Regions from separate parts of the Homo sapiens genome. Here region 2 is linked to region 1. A link is an interaction called in ENCODE POLR2A ChIA-PET data of the cell type or tissue named here. Cell type or tissue: OCI-LY7. All regions are shown on one strand. Links, peaks and the distances in the headings refer to the core of each region. The heading gives the core; the rest is flanking DNA.

What was found. Peaks named below come from ENCODE experiments on the same cell type or tissue, not always from the same donor. Only the 100,000 strongest peaks of a DNase experiment are listed, where the experiment ranks them.
Region 2: POLR2A ChIA-PET joins it to region 1 with 5 read pairs; 5 of 35 experiments call an interaction of 5 or more read pairs at or near these places.

What each region holds. Positions count from the first base shown.
Region 1 is chr12:133,144,536-133,155,420 of GRCh38, forward strand. It overlaps ZNF10 (zinc finger protein 10), which reads left to right. Exons shown (of 5, transcript NM_015394.5): 3 at 6,493-6,619; 4 at 7,274-7,369. Among named protein-coding and RNA genes, the nearest start is that of ZNF10, 19 kb to the left of the region's middle. RefSeq lists an enhancer at 10,674-10,885. In OCI-LY7, for the core only: no CTCF peak of the experiment used is centred there; no DNase peak of the experiment used is centred there.
Region 2 is chr12:133,054,178-133,065,062 of GRCh38, forward strand. It overlaps ZNF84 (zinc finger protein 84), which reads left to right. Exons shown (of 5, transcript NM_001289971.2): 5 at 2,777-9,122. The coding sequence ends at 4,755. Among named protein-coding and RNA genes, the nearest start is that of ZNF140, 21 kb to the right of the region's middle. RefSeq lists a silencer at 4,733-4,933. In OCI-LY7, for the core only: no CTCF peak of the experiment used is centred there; a DNase peak (open chromatin) is centred at 4,224.

The DNA of each region.
Region 1 (10,885 bases), core at 1,037-9,036:
CTTTCTTCCCAGTTTCCAACTGGGAATTCCTTTTTGCTTTAGTTCCTTTGCCAAAGATCTTCAGAAATTATATCTTCTTCTCCAGCAGACTAGAATTAGGTTTTTGTTTTGTTTCCAGGTGAGTTAGGAAGAAGACAGATCACTGTGGGCTTTGGTCTTTCCCTCTCTTCTTTTATTATAGAAATTTTCAAATATATACAAAATAAAAATAGTAGAATAGTAGTGGAAAATATGACAGAATGGAATGAGATTAGTGTTACATTTAAAATGGACTGGAGGCTAATACAAGAAAAAGATCAACTCATGCTGACCAAAAAATTCAAAAACAGGTATTTACAAACAGTTATTCTTTTTTTGTTGTTGTTTAGACGGAGTCTTGCTCTGTCACCCAGGCTAGAGTCCAGTGGCGCGATCTCAGCTCACTGCAACCTCCACCTCCCAGGTTCAAGTGATTCTTCTGCCTCAGCCTCCCAAGTAGCTGGGACTACAGGCGTGTGCCACTATGCCTGGCTAAATTTTTGTATTTTTAGTAGAGACGGGGTTTCACTGTGTTAGCCAGTCTCAATATCCTGACCTCAGGTGATCCGCCTGCCTCGGCCTCCCAAAGCACTGCATTACAGGTGTGAGCTACCCCGCCCGGCCAACCAGTTATTCGTTTACAATTATATTCATATGAGGTAAGGGCATTTTGAAAATAATAAACAACACAATTCAGGATAATGCTTACTTCCAGCAAAGAACAAGAAGCACACAAGATATTTCAAAAGTATTAGGAGGAATGAAAGCATACTTAGGCTATATACCTTCTTGGCATGTCTGTACATGCTGGACTGCAGCAGATGGCACTTCTCATCTCTGTCTTCTTTAACACGGTATTGTACTGTTGTGTTAGTGTGTATAATACTATGAGACAGACGGTATTTTACAGCTAAGAGAACTGACTCATGGTGAAGTTAAATAAGCATTATCCAATCCAAAATTTAAGGTATATAGGCCAGGTGCGGTGGCTCATACCTATAATCCCAGCACTTTGGGAGGCTGAGGTGCGCAGATCACCGAGGTCAGGAGTTTGAGAACAGCACGGCCAACATGGTAAGACCCTGTCTCTACTGAAAATACAAAAATAAGCAAGCCAGGCGTGGTGGCATAGTCCTAGCTACTCCGGAGGCTGAGGCAGGAAAATTGCTTGAACCCGGGAGGCGGAGGTTGCAGTGAGCCAAGATCATGCCACTGCACTCCAGCCCGCGTGTCAGAGCAAAACTCTGTCCCACCCCCCCACCCCCACAAAAAGAAAAAAACAAAAAAAACACAAAATTTAAGATGTACAGATTTGACCACAGGTTCGCCTGATTTCAAATCCGGTTCTTGGCTAACATGTCATGCACCTTTCAGTGGTGTCCCCATGATATGCTTTGTCTCTGTGTTCACAGTAAAAGTGCAATGTATTACTTATAGGAATGCTAAAAGCACCAGGCCAGAAATCAGATAGCCACTGAAGTTAAAACTGGGCAGGCTTCTTAGAAACTGAGCAGCAATGAGTGAGTCAAGGACTAGTGGAAAGTAGCAGGCACACTGAACTTCAGTAATACGAGAATGAGGTGGGAGCAGAGTGTCATCACCATTAGGCCTGAAGGGATGAGAACAGGTTCTGGAAACCAGACTTGCAGTTCACAGAGGCTGTTCCCATCTGTCAAGGTACCTCCATTACGTCACCACCACTGCACTGGGGCAACTTTCTTGCCATATCCAGCTGGTGATCTCCATTGGTGAAATAAATCAGAAAGGCAGAGGGCAAGAGAAACCTTTGGTATAATCCACACAGCTCACCCTCCCTGGGGAACAGAGTAGGGTGGAGAGGAAACCTGGAGGGAAGGAGAGAAGATATCCAGCATACAGATCTCATAGGACATTCCATTTAAAATTTTTTTTTTACATACAGTAACGTTTTCCACTTTGGATTTACAGTTCTGTGATTTTTGACAGATGCATATAGTTGTGTAGCCCCCACTTCATTCAAGATACAGAGCAGGCTGGGCACTGTGGCTCATGCCTGTAATCCCAACACTTTGGGAGGCGGAGGCGGGTGGATCACTTGAGGTCAGGAGTTCGAGACCAGCCTGGCCAACATGGTGGAACCCCGTCTCTACTAAAAATACAAAAATTAGCTGGGCACAGTGGCGGGCGCCTATAAACTCAGGTACCTGGGAGGCTGAGGCAGGAGAATTGCTTGAACTCAGGGAACAGAGGTTGCACTGAGCCGAGATTGTGCCACTTCACTCTACCCTAGGTGAAAGAGCGAAACTCCATCTCAAAAAAAAAACAAAACACCAAGATACAGGGCAAACCCATGATCCTAGAATTCCCTGTGTGCTGCCCCTGTGTATATAGTCCATGCTAACTCCCCCTCCAGCCCCTTGCAACCACTGATCTATTGATTTTTACCTTTTCCAGAAGGTCACATAAATGGAATCTCATAGTATGAAGCCTCTAGCTCCTTTCATATAGCATAATGTATCGGAGGTTCATCTGTTGTTGCATGAGTCAGTAGGATGTTCCTTTTTATTACTGAGTAGATTTACACTGTGTGGCTGTACCACGTTTTGTTTATGCATTTCCTGTTGAGGGACATTTGAGTTTCTTCCAGTTTTTGCCAATTATAAATAAAGCCCTTTCTCAGGTTTATACATTTGCATACAGGTTTTTGTGTGGACATAAATTTTCATACTCAGGTATTTAGCCAAGAGAATGATAGGTGTGTGCCAAGAGTACGTTTAACTTTATGAAAAATATGCAAATTTTCCAAAGTGGTTGTAGCATTTTTGCATTCTCACAGTAATGTGTGGGAGTGGCAGTTATTCCGCATCCTCACCAGCACTTGGTATCACACATTTTAAAAGTACCCTTTCTAATAAGTGTCTTAGAGGTATCTCACTGTCATTTTAACTTTCATTTCCCTAATAAATAATGATATTAAGCATCATTTGCTTATTTATTACCAACTACCTATATTCTTCTTTGGTGAAATGTTTATTTTAGTCTTTTGCTCAGTAAGAAAACTAGTCTGTTTTCTGAGTTTTTTTTTTTTTTTTTTTTGGGAGACGGAGTCTTGCTCTGTAGCCCAGGCTGGAGTGCAGTGGCACGATATCAGCTCACTGCAACGTTTGCCTTCTCCCGGATTCAAGCAATTCTCCTGCCTTAGCCTCCCGAGTAGCTGGGACTACAGGTGCATGACGCCATGCCTGGCTAATTTTTTTTTTTTTTTTTTGTATTTTAGTAGAGACGGGGTTTCACCGTGTTGCCCAGGCTGGTCTCGAACTGCTGAACTCAGGCAATCCTGAGGCATTCCCGAGGCCTGCCTTGGCCTCCCAAAGTCTGGGATTACAGGTGTGAACCACTGTGCTCAGCCTCTTACTGAGTTTTGAGGGTTCTCTGTACCTTATATGTACAAGTCCTTTGTCAGATAATGTGATTTGCAAATATTATTTCCTGGTCTCTGGCTTGTCTTTTCATTCTCTTAGCAATGTCTTTTGAAGAGGAAAAATATTTTTAGTTTTGGTGAAGCTCACTTTGTCAATTTTCTATTTGTTCTTTTTTATTTTTTTGGAGACAGAGTCTCATTCTCTCGTCTAGGCTGGAGTGCAGTGGTGTGATCTGGGCTCACTGCAACCTCTGCCTCCAGCGTCGAAGCGATTCTCATGCCTCAGCCTCCGAAGTAGCTGGGATTACTTGTGTGCATCACCATGCCCAGCTAATTTTTGTATATTTAGTAGAAACGGCATTTCACCATGTTGGCCAGGCTAGTCTCGAACTCCTGACCTCAGATGATCCTCCTGCCTTGGCCTCCCAGAGTGCTGGGATTACAGGCGTGAGCCACCATGCCTGACCTATCAATTTGTGCTTTTGGTGTTATTGTTAAGAACCCTCTGAAGAACTCAAAATGACAAATATTTTCTCCTATGTTTTCTTACAGAAGTTTTATAAATTTATATGTTACATTTTGATCTATTTAGGATTTGAAATTTTTTTGCAGATTGACACATTTATCAGTGTGTAATATCCCTCTTTATCTCTGCTAATATTCTTTGTTCTTAATTCTATGTTGTCTGATACTAATACAGCCACTCTAGCTTTTGTATGATTAGTGTTTCCATAGTATATCTGTTTCTGTCCTTTTACTTTTAACCTCTCTAGGTTTCTAGGTTGTATTCAATGTTGGTTTTTTTTTTTTTTTTTTGAGTTGGAGTTTTGCTCTCGTTGCCCAGGCTGGAGTGCAATGCCGATATCTTGGCTCACTGCAACCTCTGCCTCCTGTGTTCAAGCGATTCTCCTGCCTCAGCCTCCCGAGTAGCTGAGATTACAGGCATGTGCCACCACACCTGGCTAATTTTGTATTTTTAGTAGAGACAGGGTTTCTCCATGTTGGTCAGGCTGGTCTGGAACCCCCGACCTCAGGTGATCCGCCCGCCTCAGCCTCCCAAAGTTCTGGGATTACAGGCATGAGCCACCGTGCCCGGCCCAGTGTTTTCTTTTAGGTAGCAGATAGTTGAGGCTTGTGGTTTGTTTGTTTGTTTGTTTTGAGGCAGGGTCTCATTGTTGCCCAGGCTGGAGTGCAGTGGTGCTATCACAGCTCACTGCAGTCTGGCTCAAACTCCTGGACTCAAGTGATTCTCCCACCTGTCTCCCCAGTAGCTGGGACTATAGGCATGAGCCACCACATCTGGCTAATTTTTAAATTTTTTGTAGACACAGGATCTCCCTATGTTGTCCAGGCTGGTCTGAAACTCCAGGGCTCAAGGGCTTGTGGTTTTTGCTATTGCTTTTTTTTTTTTTTTTTTTTTTTTAGACAGGTTCTCACTCTGTTGCACAGGCTAGAGTACAGTGGTGTGATCACAGCCCACTGTAACATCTGGCTCCTGGGTTCAAGTGATCCTCTCACCTTAGCCTCCCGAGTAGCTGGGACTACAGGCACATGCCACCACGCCTGGTTAATTTTTGTATTTTTTGTAGAGACAGGGTTTTGCCATATTGCCAGGCTGGTCTTGAACTCCTGAACTCAAGTGATCCACCTACCTCAGCCTTCCAAAGTGCTGGGATTACAGGTGTGAGCCACTGCACCCGGTTGCTTTTTTTTTTTCTTGATAAAGTTTGGCTACTTGTTTTTTAATTGTTATGTTTAGACCATTTTTGTTTAATGTTATTAATTAATACAATTGGATTTAAGTGTGTTATTTTATTATATGTTCTCTGTATATCTTTTCCCCCTTCTTAATTTACTGCCTTTATTTGGATTATTTGAATATATTTTAGTATTTCACTTAATGTCTTGGTTTTTCAGCTTTATATTTTTGTATTTTTTAATACTTGCTGTAGGGATTAGAATATACATATCTAATCTTTTACAGTCCACTTAGAGTTAATTTTTACTACTTCAAGCAAAATCTAGAAGCCTTACAACATGTGGGTCCCTTTACATTCCTCCCTTTTTGTTAAAGTTGTGTGTACGTTGAAAAACTGCACCGGAAAATGTTACAGGTCTTTCTTTCAACTGTTCTGTATATTTTTGAAAAATTTCAGAGAAGAAAACAAATCTGTTATATTTACCCAGATATCTACTGTTTTTGTTATTTATCTTCCTTTTCTGAGATTTCAGGTTTCTCTCTGGTATCATTTCCCTTCTGCCTGAAGAACTTCCTTCAGCACATCTTCTAGAGCAGAACTTCGGGCAACAAATTCTGTTAGTTTTAGTTCATTTGAGAATATCTTAATTTTGCATCATTTTTGAAAGATATTTTCACTGGACGTAGAAATTCTGGTTTGTCTGTTCTTTCAACATTTAAAAACAAACAAACATTATTCCACTGTCTTCTGACCTTTATGGTCTTTGATGAGAGACCCTCAGTCACTCAAATAGGTTTTTCTCTAGATACAATCAACACTTATTTTTGATGTGGCTGATAAGGGCCTTGCATCTGTCTCCTGTTTCTTTGTCAAATTGTTTTGCTACTGCTAAAATATAATCTCCCAACTCTTCTGTTTTTTTTTTTTTTAGTACCTACCAATAGTCATGAAAAATGTTTTGGATAATTATTTTAGGTTATAAAACATGGCTAGGGTGGTAAATCTCTTAAGCATTAAGGTGTACTTGAATTAGGTTCTTTATTTACGTAGTATAAAAGTGGGTTAACTTTTTTGGAGAATGGATGATTCCCCCTGCCATAGCTGTTTAAAATTTAATTTAAATAAAAATGCTTATGACAGTTTTCTTTAACCTAAAGCATCACATAAAACTTGTTTTCAGACAGTAGGTACCTAATAGCCATTCCTTTTAAGACTTGACTAGAATAAATACTACTCACTCCTAGAATAAATTGTGGTCCATCCACTTTACCTGCCCCAGTGCTGTCAGCTTAATTTCTCTTCCTGTTAGCGATCAGGAAAGGGGGATAGCAAAGATGCATATCTGGTGCAATGCAAATGTGTTTGATGTTGTAGACACTGGTGACCTTCAAGGATGTATTTGTGGACTTCACCAGGGAGGAGTGGAAGCTGCTGGACACTGCTCAGCAGATCGTGTACAGAAATGTGATGCTGGAGAACTATAAGAACCTGGTTTCCTTGGGTAAGACTAGCTCTGTTTTTGAAGATTTTGGTTCTCCATTGATCAAAAGGTACAGAGACCCTGAAGCATGTATCACACCAGAGTATAGGCTTGGCGTTCAGAGACCTAATTTCTTTGAGGCATAGAACAGGGTTTTTTTACTCCAGCTTTTGTGGAAAACTTGTTTTAATGTATTGAAGTTTTAAAAATGCCTCTTTAAGGAGTTTTCTGGCTGGGCATGGTGGCTCACGCCTGTAATTCCAGCACTTTGGGAGGCCGAGGTGAGCAGATCACAAGGTCAAGAGATTGAGACCATCCTGACCAACATGGTGAAACCCCGTCTCTACTAAAAATACAAAAATTAGCTGGGCGTGGTGGCGTGCTCCTATAGTCCCAGCTACTTGGGAGGCTGAGGCAGGAGAATCACTTGAACCCCGGAAGTGGAGGTTGCAGTGAGCCAAGATTATGCCACTGCACTCCAGCCTGGCAACAGAGAGAGACTCCATCTCAAAATAAATAAATAAAATAAAATAAGTTTTCCTGCCTCTGTCAACTTTAGAGTCCCTGCCAGTCCTGCAGAGGGTTGGTGGTCAGGTTGAATCTGAGATGTTTCTTCGTGCCTACCTCAGAGCTCCCCTGACTCTTACCCTGTTCTTTGTCTTTCACTGTGAACAGGTTATCAGCTTACTAAGCCAGATGTGATCCTCCGGTTGGAGAAGGGAGAAGAGCCCTGGCTGGTGGAGAGAGAAATTCACCAAGAGACCCATCCTGGTGAGGACCAGTCAAGAGTTGTCATAGGCAGCAGCCCAGATGGGCTGTGAGGTGCCAGAACTTCTAGAGATAGTGGTCACTGGCCCTCCTCACAGGCCCTTCTTCCTGGGAAGACTGAGTTTATCTGGCCCCTGTTTCCCCACTGCCAGTCTTTACATTCCATTTGCATTCAGAGGCAAAGGTTTCTCTGTCTGTTGACGTGCTTGGTTTCAGCGCTTGCACGTGTCGCTCTCCTAATTGTTACCACTCACTCTAGCATCTTGTGCTTTCGTTTGTCATAGAATCACTTCTTGCATTTTTGCCTCTCTTTGTTCTTTCATGTGACCCCTTCCCACAACTCAGTTCTCTGTGCAAGCTCTGGAGTGGGACTCTTATCACCTTCTTTTCTGAGAGTTTGTTTTCTGCCAGGTAGAAAACTGCTGCAGAGAGCTCATAATTCCTGTTGCCTCAACTCTCCTTCCTTTCCAGAATGGCTGCTCACAGAAACACCAGTTTTTCCTACTGTACTTTAGATCTTTTTTTCTTTTCGAGATGGAGTTTCACTCAGTCTCCCAGGCTGGAGTGTAGTGGCGCGATCTAGGCTCACTGCAACCTCCGCCTCCCAGGTTTAAGCGATTCTTCCGCCTTAGCCTCCCAAAGAACCAGGAATTACAGGCATGCACCACCACGCCCAGCTAATTTTTGTATTTTTAGGAGAGATAGGGTTTTACCATGTTGGCTAGGCTGGTCTCGAACTCCTGACCTCAAGTGATCCGCCCACCTCGGCCTTCCAAAGTGCTGGGATTACAGGCGTGAGCCACCATGCCCAGCCTCTATCTAGTTTTGTATTTAATGTTTTAAAAATTTATTTATAGGCATTTCCCTGCATCTCAGACTTTGAGTGTGATGTAAATTAAATCTGAGTCTTACTTGTCCTGTAATTTAGCCTCAAGTTCTTTCCCATGAAGGCTTTTATGATTCCTCATTAAGTATTGGCCTCTTCCTCTTCTGAACTTCCACTTAGTTTAAATCTCTACTTTGAAATATTATCATAAGCTCTTTTTTACTTTTTAGTATTTGCCTTGTAGGTGATTGTATCAAAATGGTATCTCAAAGCAAGTCTTTCTTTGGGACCATGGGAGGAAATATTGTTATATTTTCTTTTTATTACTTACCTTCTTTCTTTCTTTTCTATTTTGTTCATCTAGTAAGCTTTCCTGAATGTCTGTTGACAAGTATCCAAAAATAACAATTATTAACTGGACCCAGCAGTTTATATTTTTATTGAGAATTTATTGTCAAAAGAAATACTCAGACTTCATGGGCTTAAAGGCATGGAGTTTTACAGAATCTACAAGGCTGTTAAATTCATTATCAAATCAAAAAATATAATGAATGATGATTTTTAAAAATCAGATGATTAGTTGATTGATGGGTCCAACAGACTTCGACAATAACTTACTGGCATGGTTGTATTACATAATATGTGGAAGATTTTAGGATATTAATAAAACACCTCATTCTTATGACCAAACTCTCCACTCAGAATTGTCCTCCATAAGTGCTCAGCACCCCCCTTATCATAGATATTCTTCATAGAATCTTCCAGTTGGCATTTGTAGGTTGAAAAACTTCTCCATAAGATTTTCTGATGTTCTGGGTTGGGGAAAGGGAGGAAAGGGTGGTGTATTTCCTATTAAAAATCATCAGGATGGGGAAGAAACTAGGAACTAACTAAGTGGTAAGGGACAGGACTGGTCGGGGTGGGATTGTATAAGGAAGTCATTTAGGGACCAGGCCTGGCACAGGGATCATTTACCAGGTGTATTAGTTTCCTGGGGCTGCGGTAACAAAGAACCAGCAGTTAGGTGGCTCAAAACAACCAAAATGTATCATGTCACAGCTGGAGGCTGTTAAGTCTAAAATGAAGATGTCAGTGGGGCTCTGCTACGCTTCTAGGAGAGGGTCTTTCCTTATCTCTTCCAGGCTCTGCTGGCCCCAGGTGTTCCTTGGCTTGTGGATATATCATTCCAGTCTTGGTCTCCATGTTCACATGGTCTCTTCCCCTGTGTCTGTGTCTTTTTTATGGAGGACCACCCTCATACTGGATTAGGGGCCCATCCTATTTCTGGTACTACCTCATCATAACTAATTACATCTGGAAAGACTGTATTTCCAAATATGGTCATATTCTGAGATACTGAGGATTAAAACTTCAACATACCTTTTTGTCGGCGGGGGGGATACAGTTTAACCCATAATACCAGGTAAGAGTGGAATGTCACCCCACTTATGTAAGATGAAGTGGTATCATCAGTGTATTTTTTAGGTTTGGGATTATATGTTTTACCTGAAAGACATTGAGAAACAGATAAAGCTCTTATTCAAGAGAAATAATTTGCAGTAATATACACAGGTAGCAGATGGCAGAAATTCTAAGAGCGTATGGGTCAGGCTTCAGATTCTAAGTTCACATCTTGTGGTAGTAGTCCTATCAGTTGTTAAGTCCTTATGTTTCAGAGCGAAGAAATCAAAAAAATGAGAAGAATGATGATGATTATTGTAAATCTTATTGCTTTGACCATAAATGTGCCAGAGACTGTAATAGGCTCATGCTTTATATAATATAATAATCTTAAATAACAAATACTGTCATCCTTAGATTACAGATAAGCAAAATGAATTCTTCAAAGTTTAGCAACTCGTCTAAATTCACCACTAGTCGTAATATAAAACTTAGAACTTGCATCTTGGTAACTTTTGTGCAGTTACTCTTCCACCTTGTCATGTAGCTGCTCTGAGAGGTCTGTTGTGTCACTCATCTGGGTGTTATTCTATAGTGCTTCTGTGATTTGGATAGAAAGCATTGCCTGACGTATGGCTGCATTCATGGTTTAAGAATACTAAATTGGGCCGGACGCACTGGCTCACGCCTATAATCCCAGCACTTTGGGAGGCTAAGGCGGGTGGATCACCTGAAGTCAGGAGTTCAAGACCAGCCTGGCCAACATAGTGAAACCCTGTCTCTGCTAAAAATATTAAAAATTAACCAGGCATGGTGGCAGGTGCCTGTAATCCCAGCTACTTGGGAGGCTGAGGCAGGAGAATCATTTGAACCTGGGAGGCGGAGGTTGCATTGAGCCAAGATTGTGTCATTGCACTCCAGCCTGGACAACAAGAGCGAAACTGTCTCAAAAAAAAAAAAAAGAGAGAGAATACTAAATTGATAGTAATGTGAAGAATGTGTGTCAGGGGAAAGTCCTGACAACAAGTAGACAGGTGAGGAACTTAGACTGTTAATATCTGGATTAGAAAATGAGAGTGCAGTCCTTTTTATGGAATTTCCCTTATTTCTACCCTCACCATTGATACCCTGATCCCATGTGTCATGCTGTGTCCTGTGGCTTCTCCTTACTCCTTTTGCCCTTTGTGAGTACTGTATACCACAATGCATTTATTGTTTACCGCTCCATTCTTCCTTTTCTCATTCTCTATCAAAGTTATAAAGCCATATTTGAAAGCAACTGTGTACATCTT
Region 2 (10,885 bases), core at 984-8,983, 90 kb before region 1:
TCAAGAGCAGCCTGGACAACATAGGGAGACCCCATCTCAACAAGAACAACAACAAAATTAGCCAGCTATGTGGTTGCACACCTGTGTATTCTGGCTGCTTGGGAGGCTTATGTAGGAGGATCTCTTGAGCCTGGGAGCCTGGGGGGTTGAGGCTGCATCACAACACTGCACTTCAATATGGGCGACAGAGCAAGACCCTGTCTCAAAAAATACATATTTTGAAGTTAACTTATAATAGTATAAATGGTTATGTCATGAGGATAATGGAAATAGAGCTATGTAACAAATGACTGTCAAACTGTCAGATTAGATTATTTTTAGAATGGGAACTTGGGTCTTGGGATAGTTTTAGTGAAAGTACACATGGATTTTAAAGTTCTGTGCCTGAATAGTTTAGATGAAAGATGATATGGTTTTGAAAATGTGTTGCATTAAGTGGCTTTCCTTTTTTTTTTTTTTAGGTTATAAACATTAACTTGATTTAATCATTTTACAACATAAACATATATCAAAATATTACACTGTAGACAGATATGTACAACTATTATTTTTCAATTAAAAATACAATTTTTTTTAAATTTAATTTTTCTTTTTCAATGAATCTTTGATTTCTTCACTTTAAACTCTTAGGTATTAAGCATACAAATGTTTAATGGCTTAGAATAGTACCTAACACATTATATGAGCCAAATACTAACTACTGCTCCAAACTATCTTTTTTCATAGCATTCTTCAAATACAAGATTATTCTGTGTATCTTATTAAAATTTATTTTTCTGCCTTATCTAAATATTGATAAAAATAGAAGGTAGGGCATTTGCCTGCTTCATGAATTCCAAAATCAAAGGGCAGTTTTACTAATTATTTTTACATTCAGTAACTCATTTGTCTCACACAGTAAACACAAATATTATGTAACAGAACTATATTCATATTCTTCATCCTAAAAATGGAGAAAATTTTGAGTTATTTATTGATTGTAGTATAGGACTCATTCTCTATTTGTTCAAATTATTCCATGTCAAGTGCCTAGAATAATTGTTCATGACATACTGTGAAATAGAAAATACTGATAGAGATGGATTACAAAAGTAAACTCAAAAAACATCCTATGAATTGTTTCATTATATATATAATAGAATATACTTATATCCACATAACAAAAAAATTAAATCTTTTTAGATAGAATAGTTGTTATAAACTGCTTAAGTTGTACATTTCATCAACACTTAATGAAAAACATCAATTTCTCACAAAAACTTCAAGCAGTAGAAGAGGTAATATTTCTTAATTCATCTGTTAGCCAGTAATACCATAATACCCAAAGGAGACAAAAGAATCACAAGATGACTATGAAACAACATCCTATTTAAATTTAGACACAGAAATTCTCAGAAATATTTAAAAAAAGAATACAAAAAGGTATAAGAATGATTACATACCATGACTAAGCAGGGTATTTTTCACAATGCAATGTTTGTTTAATATGATACAATATTACTTGAACAAAGTAAAAATGTAATAATTGAAATAGAAAAAGTTTGATAAATTCAACACCTATGAATGATAGAACACCAAGAAAACTATTAGAAGAAAACTTTTGAGACCTGCTAAAAGTCCTCCATGAAAAACCAAAATTGGCCCGGCGCAGTGGCTCACACCTGTAACCCAGAACTTTGGGAGGCTGAGGTGGAAAGACTGCATAAAGCCAGGAGTTCAAGACCATTCTGGACAATATAGGGAATCCCCATCTTTACAAAATATTAAAAAAAAATTATCTGGGCATGGTGGTGCATGCCTGTTGTCCCAACTACTCAGGCAGTTAAGGTGGGAGGATCTAAGTGGCTTTCTTAATAGTAATGTGAAGATGCATATGGCAAGTTTAAATAAAACTTTAGAATAAGAAACAATACACAAAATATTTCTCATTGTTTAAGCTTGAAATGACTAATCATTCTTTCAAATATTTTCATTTTCTTCTTAGTATTTACTACAGTGTATAGTTTGTTGTTTTAAAAATATTATCTTTTCCATTACAATATAAATTTTATAATGACAGGAACTTATTTTTTTATTTTTTATTTTTATTTTTTTGAGATGGAGTCTTGCTCTGTTACCCAGGCTGGAGTGCAGTGGCGTGATCTCGGCTCACTGCAATCTCCGCCTCCTGGGTTCACACCGTTCTCCTGCCTCAGCCTCCTGAGTAGCTGGGACTACAGGCGCCCACCACCACACCCGGCTAATTTTTTGTATTTTTAGTAGAGACGGGGTTTCACCATGTTAGACAGGATGGTCTCGATCTCCCAACCTCATGATCTGCCTGCCTCGGCCTCCCAAAGTGCTGGGATTACAGGTGTGAGCCACCGCTCCTGGCCTACAGGAACTTATTTTTTCTCTTGTGTCTCTAGTACCTTACACACTACCTGGGCATAGTGTATACTCAGAAAGTATTGAGTGAATTAATTACTCAAAACATTGGGTCAAAGCTTCTTCTAACCTTTTTTCTTTGCTTTTCATGTGTTTTTCATATTCCCCATTTAATAAACATATTTGTCAACAACCAAAGATGACTTAATCTCCAGTCAGTTTCCTGTTTCTGTTTTTAGCATTTCCTTGCAATACCTAGAAGATAGTTATTATACTTGGGACTTATTTCAGACTCGGAAACTAAGCCTTAAAAGCAGCCAACCCCTCAACATAGCATTTCTAGTTTTGTTTTGTTTTGTTTTGTTTTTAGAAAGCACAACCAAACAGATTGTTTTTGTTTCCTTTATAGAAGTCTGGAAAGTAGATGGTAACATGATGTGGCACCAGGATAACCAAGACAAGCTTAAAATTATAAAAAGAGGTCATGAATGTGATGCATTTGGAAAAAATTTCAATCTGAACATGAACTTTGTTCCTTTAAGGAAATCAAACAGTGAAGGTGACTTAGATGGATTGATTTTAAAACATCATTTAGATTTGCTTATTCCAAAAGGAGATTATGGAAAAGCAGAATCAGATGACTTTAATGTGTTTGATAATTTTTTTCTCCATTCCAAGCCTGAGGATACTGATACCTGGTTAAAATACTATGACTGTGATAAATATAAAGAGAGCTATAAAAAGTCACAGATTATCATATATCATAGAAATCGTTTAGGGGAGAAACTCTATGAATGCAGTGAATGTAGGAAGCGCTTCAGTAAGAAACCAAGTCTCATTAAACATCAGAGCAGACATATAAGAGACATAGCCTTTGGCTGTGGTAATTGTGGCAAAACCTTTCCCCAGAAGTCTCAGTTTATTACACATCACAGAACTCATACAGGAGAAAAACCTTATAATTGTAGCCAGTGTGGGAAAGCCTTCTCCCAAAAGTCACAGCTCACATCCCATCAGCGGACACATACAGGAGAGAAACCTTATGAGTGTGGTGAATGTGGGAAAGCCTTCTCCCGGAAGTCACATCTCATATCGCATTGGAGAACACACACAGGAGAGAAACCCTATGGATGCAATGAATGTGGGAGGGCCTTTAGTGAAAAGTCCAATCTCATTAACCATCAGAGAATTCATACCGGTGAGAAGCCTTTTGAATGCAGGGAATGTGGGAAAGCCTTCAGCAGGAAGTCACAACTCGTTACACATCACAGAACTCACACAGGAACAAAACCCTTTGGATGTAGTGATTGTAGAAAAGCATTCTTTGAGAAGTCAGAGCTTATTAGACATCAGACAATTCATACTGGAGAGAAACCCTATGAATGCAGCGAGTGTAGGAAAGCATTTAGAGAGAGGTCGAGTCTCATTAATCATCAGAGAACACATACAGGAGAGAAACCTCATGGATGCATTCAGTGTGGGAAGGCCTTCTCCCAGAAGTCACATCTCATATCACATCAGATGACACACACAGGAGAAAAACCCTTTATATGCAGTAAATGTGGGAAAGCCTTCAGCAGGAAATCACAGCTCGTTAGACATCAGAGAACTCATACGGGAGAAAAACCGTATGAATGCAGTGAGTGTGGGAAAGCTTTCAGTGAAAAATTAAGTCTCACTAATCATCAAAGAATTCATACAGGAGAAAAACCATATGTATGCAGTGAATGTGGGAAAGCCTTTTGTCAGAAGTCACATCTCATATCACATCAGAGGACACATACAGGGGAGAAACCCTATGAATGCAGTGAATGTGGGAAGGCCTTTGGTGAGAAGTCAAGTCTTGCAACTCATCAGAGAACTCATACTGGAGAAAAACCGTATGAATGCAGGGACTGTGAAAAAGCTTTCTCCCAGAAATCACAGCTAAATACCCATCAGAGAATTCACACTGGAGAGAAACCCTATGAATGCAGTCTTTGTAGGAAAGCTTTTTTTGAGAAGTCGGAGCTAATTAGACATCTGAGAACTCATACAGGAGAAAAACCTTATGAATGCAATGAATGTAGAAAAGCCTTCAGGGAGAAGTCAAGTCTCATCAATCATCAGAGAATACATACAGGAGAGAAGCCTTTTGAATGCAGTGAGTGTGGCAAAGCTTTCTCTCGGAAGTCACACCTTATACCACATCAAAGGACACATACGGGTGAGAAACCCTATGGATGCAGTGAATGTAGGAAGGCCTTCTCTCAGAAGTCACAGCTGGTTAATCATCAGAGAATTCATACAGGAGAGAAGCCTTATCGATGCATTGAATGTGGGAAAGCTTTCTCACAGAAGTCACAGCTCATCAATCATCAGAGAACTCATACAGTAAAAAAATCCTAGGAATACAGTTAATAGTAGTCTTTGACAGATCATCTTGGACTTCAGGAAATGCAATTATGATAACGTTTGTAGACAGTCACGTCATGTTAGGTGTTTGTACTCCATGAGGATGAGAACTCTAAATGAGGTGGTGTATGGAAAGCCGATCATAATTCATAGAGTAGAGTGAACCTATGACTGCAGTGGATCTCAAAAACTTTTAAAACCATAGACAAGCCTTATAGAGTAGAACATTCACAGCAAAGAAGAATCCTGTGAATGTCCAAAAGCCTTCCAGAAGTCAAGTCTCTTAAGCTATTAGAAATATTCCCACTGGGGATGAGGGAAAACCCCATGAATGCGGGAAATGAGGCAATATTTTTAAGAAATGACAGTTCATTGTACATAAGAAAATGCTCTTAGGAATGAAGTTCTATGAAAGTACTAAATATGGGACAGTGCAACAAGTAACGAGACTATTTTGTATTTTGGAGAATTCATATTATGGAGAACCTAACAATTTAAAGACACTGGGAACACTTGCCCCTCAGTATAGTACTGTCAAGGGAAGCCATACACTTTTTGTAGACATGGGTACCAAAAATACCCAATTCTAAGTGGTTGACAGATGTTCACTTTGAAGTGTGAAGTTTTAAAAATACGTGAATAAATTGGTTATTGAAACATCTAAGACATTTCTTAGTGGTATTTGTGGCTTATCTTCTAGTGTCACGTATGTTTTGTGTTTTGGACTTACCTATAATTTAATGTAATTGGGAGTATGAAATGCATATGCCTTTTAGTGCCTCTGATGTCTGTGAAGACAACACTACACACCACTGGTTTTTATTTTTTAACAATAATATAAAAAATGGAAACTCATGTAACATGACTACATGAATAAGTACCTTAAGTGATAACCCGTTTCTTTTAACTTATAGACATACATAAGGGGTCTTTTGTTTTTATGGACCTTTCTATTCAGTAACTGAAGCCAACATTGTGTAAGTCTTCTGCATCCTCAGAGTCTGAGTAACAGTTTATATAAAATAAATATGCAAAGGCAGGAACCACAGAATAACCATAGTAATATATAACTGAATGAGCAAAATAAAGGTGTGTGAACTACATTACAACACCCAAACTAAATGAAATAAAGTAGTGCTGTATTAAATCTTTTTCTCATTTAGTGAGGTGCCTCCATATAGTATATATATATGTATCTTAAGTGATATGTAACCCAAATGTCACTATTTTAATTTACTGTGATAAAGTATCATGGATATTTTGTGCTGCTGTTATGCTTTTTGTGTTGCATAAAATATCTTGTAAAAATTAGATGGATAAATGAATTATTAAAAAATCACATTTCTGAAGATGTAAAGTATTAGGGAATTTTGTGCTGGAAAAACATTTTTGACATTCAAGGATGCCTATTTTATCTTCTAGCAAATTTCTGTGGTCCCTGGAAAAGTACAGATGATCCTGGACTTACAGTGGGGTTACCTCCCAATAAACCCATTGTAAGTTGAAAACATTGTAAGTCAAAAATGCATTTAATACACCCAACTTACCAAACATCATAGCTTAGCGTAGCCTACCTTAAACATTCTCAGAACACATTCTAATGCATCATCTATTTTATAAAAAGGTGTTGAATATCTGATGTAATTATTGAATACTGAAGGTGAAAAATAGTAGTGTATGGATACCATTGTAATGTTGAGAAACTGTAAGTCACATCCTCTTAAGTCAGGAACTATCTGTATAAGGAAACAAGATTTCCATTTTATCATTTGAAATGTATTTGACTTTGTTTCACTAGTTGCATTATCCCCATGGAAAACTTCACATTGAGAACTTACCATTATATATTTCCATAAAAATGCATGAACCATCCCTTAGCTAAGTAAGGATTTTGTAATGTTCTCTCAATAATGTTGCTTGGCAAAGTTAATATTTTTTGTATGCTGATGAAATTTAGAAAAGTCCAATATTGAGCTTGATTGCAAACTTAGAAAAACTCAAGACTTCTCCTTTTATGTTCAAATTGTTGTATCAGTATGGTATTTTGCACCTTTACCTTAAACAATATTTTCTCCTTTAATTATTGATTTTGCAACATTTTGGGAAAGTTGGAATTTTAAATAAATGAATAATTTTCTAAACCAGAATACCAGTTCAACAGCCAAATAATTCTGTCTTTCCATGCTGTAATTTTAAAGCATTTAATTTTCCAACTTTTTGTTCATACTCAAGTGTATGAACTTCCTGGCTGGGCACAGTGGCTCATGCCTGTAATCCCAGCACTTTGGGAGGCTGAGGACCTCAAGTGGAGACCTCAAGTGGATCACTTGAGGTCAGGAGTTGAAGACCAGCATGTTCATGGCCAACATGGCAAAACCCTGTCTTAAATTAGCCGGGCATGGTTGTGCGTGCCTGTAATCCCAGTTACTCAGGAGGCTGAGGCAGGAGAATCACTTGAACCTGAGAGGCAGAGGTTGCAGTGAGCCAAGATTGTGCAGCCTGGGCGACAGAGCGAGCCTCTGTCAAAAAAAGAAAAGAAAAAGAACTTCCTACTTTTTAATATCTCAAATTCATTTTACTAGACGTGGGAGACCAACTAATGCAAATGAACAGTTACAGGGTGATGTTGTACTTTGTGATTTTTGCCCTATTTTTTCTTTCCATCTATCACCATTCTCTTTCCAATCCCAGAGATTGATTTATTAGGTCTTGGAAATTCTAGATTATTCCATTAACTATTAAGCAGTTAAACCTGATACTTCCTACACTAGATAATGGAACTTCAACATTAGCCTATTGATTGCCCAAGAACAAACATTTTTTTCTAAATGTCAGGTGTTATGGGGAGGATTGATGCTGACAGCAGAGGTCTAGTTAAAAACTGATGCAGAGGTTCAAATACGTTGTGCAGTAATCACTAGAACTCACCTTCTAAAGTGTCATGAGAGCTCTGATTCTGCAATTAGAGATTTTTTAATGTGTTTTTGAAATTACCTTGTAAACCACAAATCTGTGTCTCTGCATTGCCCCTTATTGTTTCCTACCACAAATTCTACATCAAGAAGAAAGTTTTAAAGTTAGACTGGATTTATTTGTGATTTTATGGAGCACAATAAGGTACATTGAGATAGCATACTAAAGGAGGCCAAATACAGGAAGCATCATCTTTTCTTATTCTCTTACTGCCTGGATTTTCCCACTGACCTGGAATTGTGCACAGTTCTACAAAGGACAATTGACATTGTTTTCCTTTTACTAAGTAGTGGGTTTTCCTTAAGGTCCAGACTGAATTTTGAGACCTGTATCAGGATTGCCTTCTGTGTGACTTTTTCTTGCAGGATCTGACATCATTACCTATGGGTCCATATATTTGTGATACTTTGGTTTCGGGAACATCACTTTTAGAATGTTGACATAAAATGCACCCACAGAATGCCGTATTTATCAAAAGTAACTTTCTAGCAAAATCTACAGCAGTAGGCATTTGGAATCTGCATTTGAGACCTCTGCAGTCATTTGGTCATTCCAGCAATCTATGTCCAGGTTGTCAATTTCAGAGGTCTTATTAGTCTATACAGGTACCAATGAGCTTTCAGATGTTCAACACCTACCCCTGGCCTAACTGCTGATAACCAACCATAACCCTTGCAGATGCATGCATGTTTTCTGCACCTTGCTATCATTTTTCAGTCCATTTTTCACATGTATACATAGTGATTATTTTTAAATGCAACCCTGATTTCACATGCCTCATGTTGAAATATCGTGTGGCTTATTGTGGACTTAAAGTGTAACATTCTCCTTATGGTATGTAAGGACTTTTGTATAAACCAATGCCTATCTATCTATCATTTCTGAAAACTTTTTCCTCCTATGCAATATTTTCTGGCCTCTGTGAACAACTTGTAGTTCCTTGAGATTTCTATTATCACTTATGTTTTTGCAAATCTGCAATTGAAATGCCCTTGTTCCTTGTTAATGCCTATTGAATCTATATGAACCTGTACGTGTGTTTCTCACTGTGATAATATAATCATTGCATGTTTTATCTTTCCCACTAGAAAGCTTCTAGAAAGCTAGTACTATCTTTTTTGTCTGTGTAATTTTTGCATCACAAGCTATATTTAAATGTGGGTGCAGTGAGTGGCTGTTTTCTGCCACATGGAGAAACATGGTCTGCAGTGAGAGAGAAGAATGAAGCCATGATGAAAGCAAAATCAAGAAAGAGTCCCGATTGTGTTCCAGTACCTGGTTCTTCTGGTCTTCATGTTCAGGTCCACCTCTGCCCTTTTCATGTCTTGATTGTTGAATTCTTCTGTGAGATACTCCAAATATCCTAATAAATTCTCATGTTTGCTTCATCTGGCTCAAGTTGTGTTTGTTACAACCCAAATATTTCTAACAGAGGAAATCAGGCTATGTCGTAACTTGTTCTCTGGAAGTGGTTACTGAGAAGTTTGGGTGCAAGATGTCTACTGAGGATCAACAGCTGTGAAATGATTGAAGAAGAAGAAAGAAAACATTGAGCTGAGGAAGAAGTCAATTTGCACTGCATTGGAGCCAGCAGGGAACTCTGGAACATGTACTGCCCATTGGAGTGCCTCGTGTTGAACCAAGACGGCCAGGCCCTTACAACCCTGCATTGCTCACCCCATCACCCAGACTCAGGCTGCCCTGGGAAGGAAGCAGCCTTAGGTGAAGCAGCTCTTTTCTTCAGTGATGCTGCTGATTTCTTAGGTGAAGCAGCTCATTTCAGCTGAGGCCAGCTTCAAAAGTGGAGGTTCTCTGCTGATGACTCTCCCTGCCCTGGGTAAGTCCCTCCTTGAAGAGAGATCTGAGTCATAATGCATGTTTCTGATCACACAGTCCATCCTTCCCACCACTTAGATCCCCTTGTCTATGTTACATTTGGGAAGCTGCTGCTCTAGGATTCTGGTGGGGCTCTCTCTGAAGAGACACTAAGAAAAGGAAGATTCATAGGACAAACCACAGCCCCTAATGTTGCAGTTGCTTTCTGTATTAGTCACTGTAGATTCTCATCACACCCTGTTAGCACCTCTGTGGACATAAGTGGCTTATGTGGTAGCTTGTCCCAGACCCTTATTCCTGAGGGGGTCAGAGCCCTGGCCACCATGTCCTTTTCAGATCCAAGTTGCTGTATTTGTCCACTTACATCACAATGGGGCAAGGAAGTTCAAAGAGGCACCTAGGAGGGCCACCTGAGTTCCACTCCTTTTTTCTCCTGCCCTGTTGTGTAACAGCAGCCATACCTGCTGATGATCAGTGTCAATGCCCCAGCAAAGAGTGGCTTTTCTGGCATGCTGGTCCTTGGACACAAGGGTACAAAGTTCCATGCTGTATCTGTAGTTTATAATTTAGAACACTCTGTCCTCAGGTGGAAAGTGCCCCCTCTGGGGCTAATCCTTGATGTTTGACCTTTATACGGTGCTGTGTTTTCAAAGAGAAAGAACACATGGGTTTGGGTACTGCAGTGTGGAAGCAGGAAGATCACAGATGATCCTCTAGGGGGACCTTGTGCTTCCCATAACCACAGCTCTGAGGTTGAGAGAGTTAATATTGCTCTGGGAGCAAAACTAGTTATATCATTGTCCATTTTGTGTACATTGTTTTTCTTTCTTTTCTTTTTTTTTTTTTTTTTGAGGCAGAGTCTCACTCTGTCGCCCAGGCGGGAGTGTGGTGGCACGATCTCGGCTCACTGCAAGCTCCGCCTCCCAGGTTCACGCCATTCTCCTGCCTCAGCCTCCCGAGTAGCTGGGACTACAGGCACCTGCCACCATGCCCAGCTAATTTTTTGTATTTTTAGTACAGATGGGGTTTCACCATGTTAGCCAGGATGGTCTCGATCTCCTGACCTCGTGATCTGCCTGCCTCAGCCTCCCAAAGTGCTGGGATTACAGGCATGAGCCACTGTGCCCGGCCGTGTATGTTGTTCATTTCATTGCCCACATCATTTCACTTGATATGAATGCAAACATTTATGCTTTTTTCTGAATCGGGATATTAAAATGCATTTACTGGATCAGTGGCCATATACCATGTATCTGAGGCTGTATTAATCTCTTCTAGTGGAAATATCACATCTGGCCTAATGGCTGTGATCAGG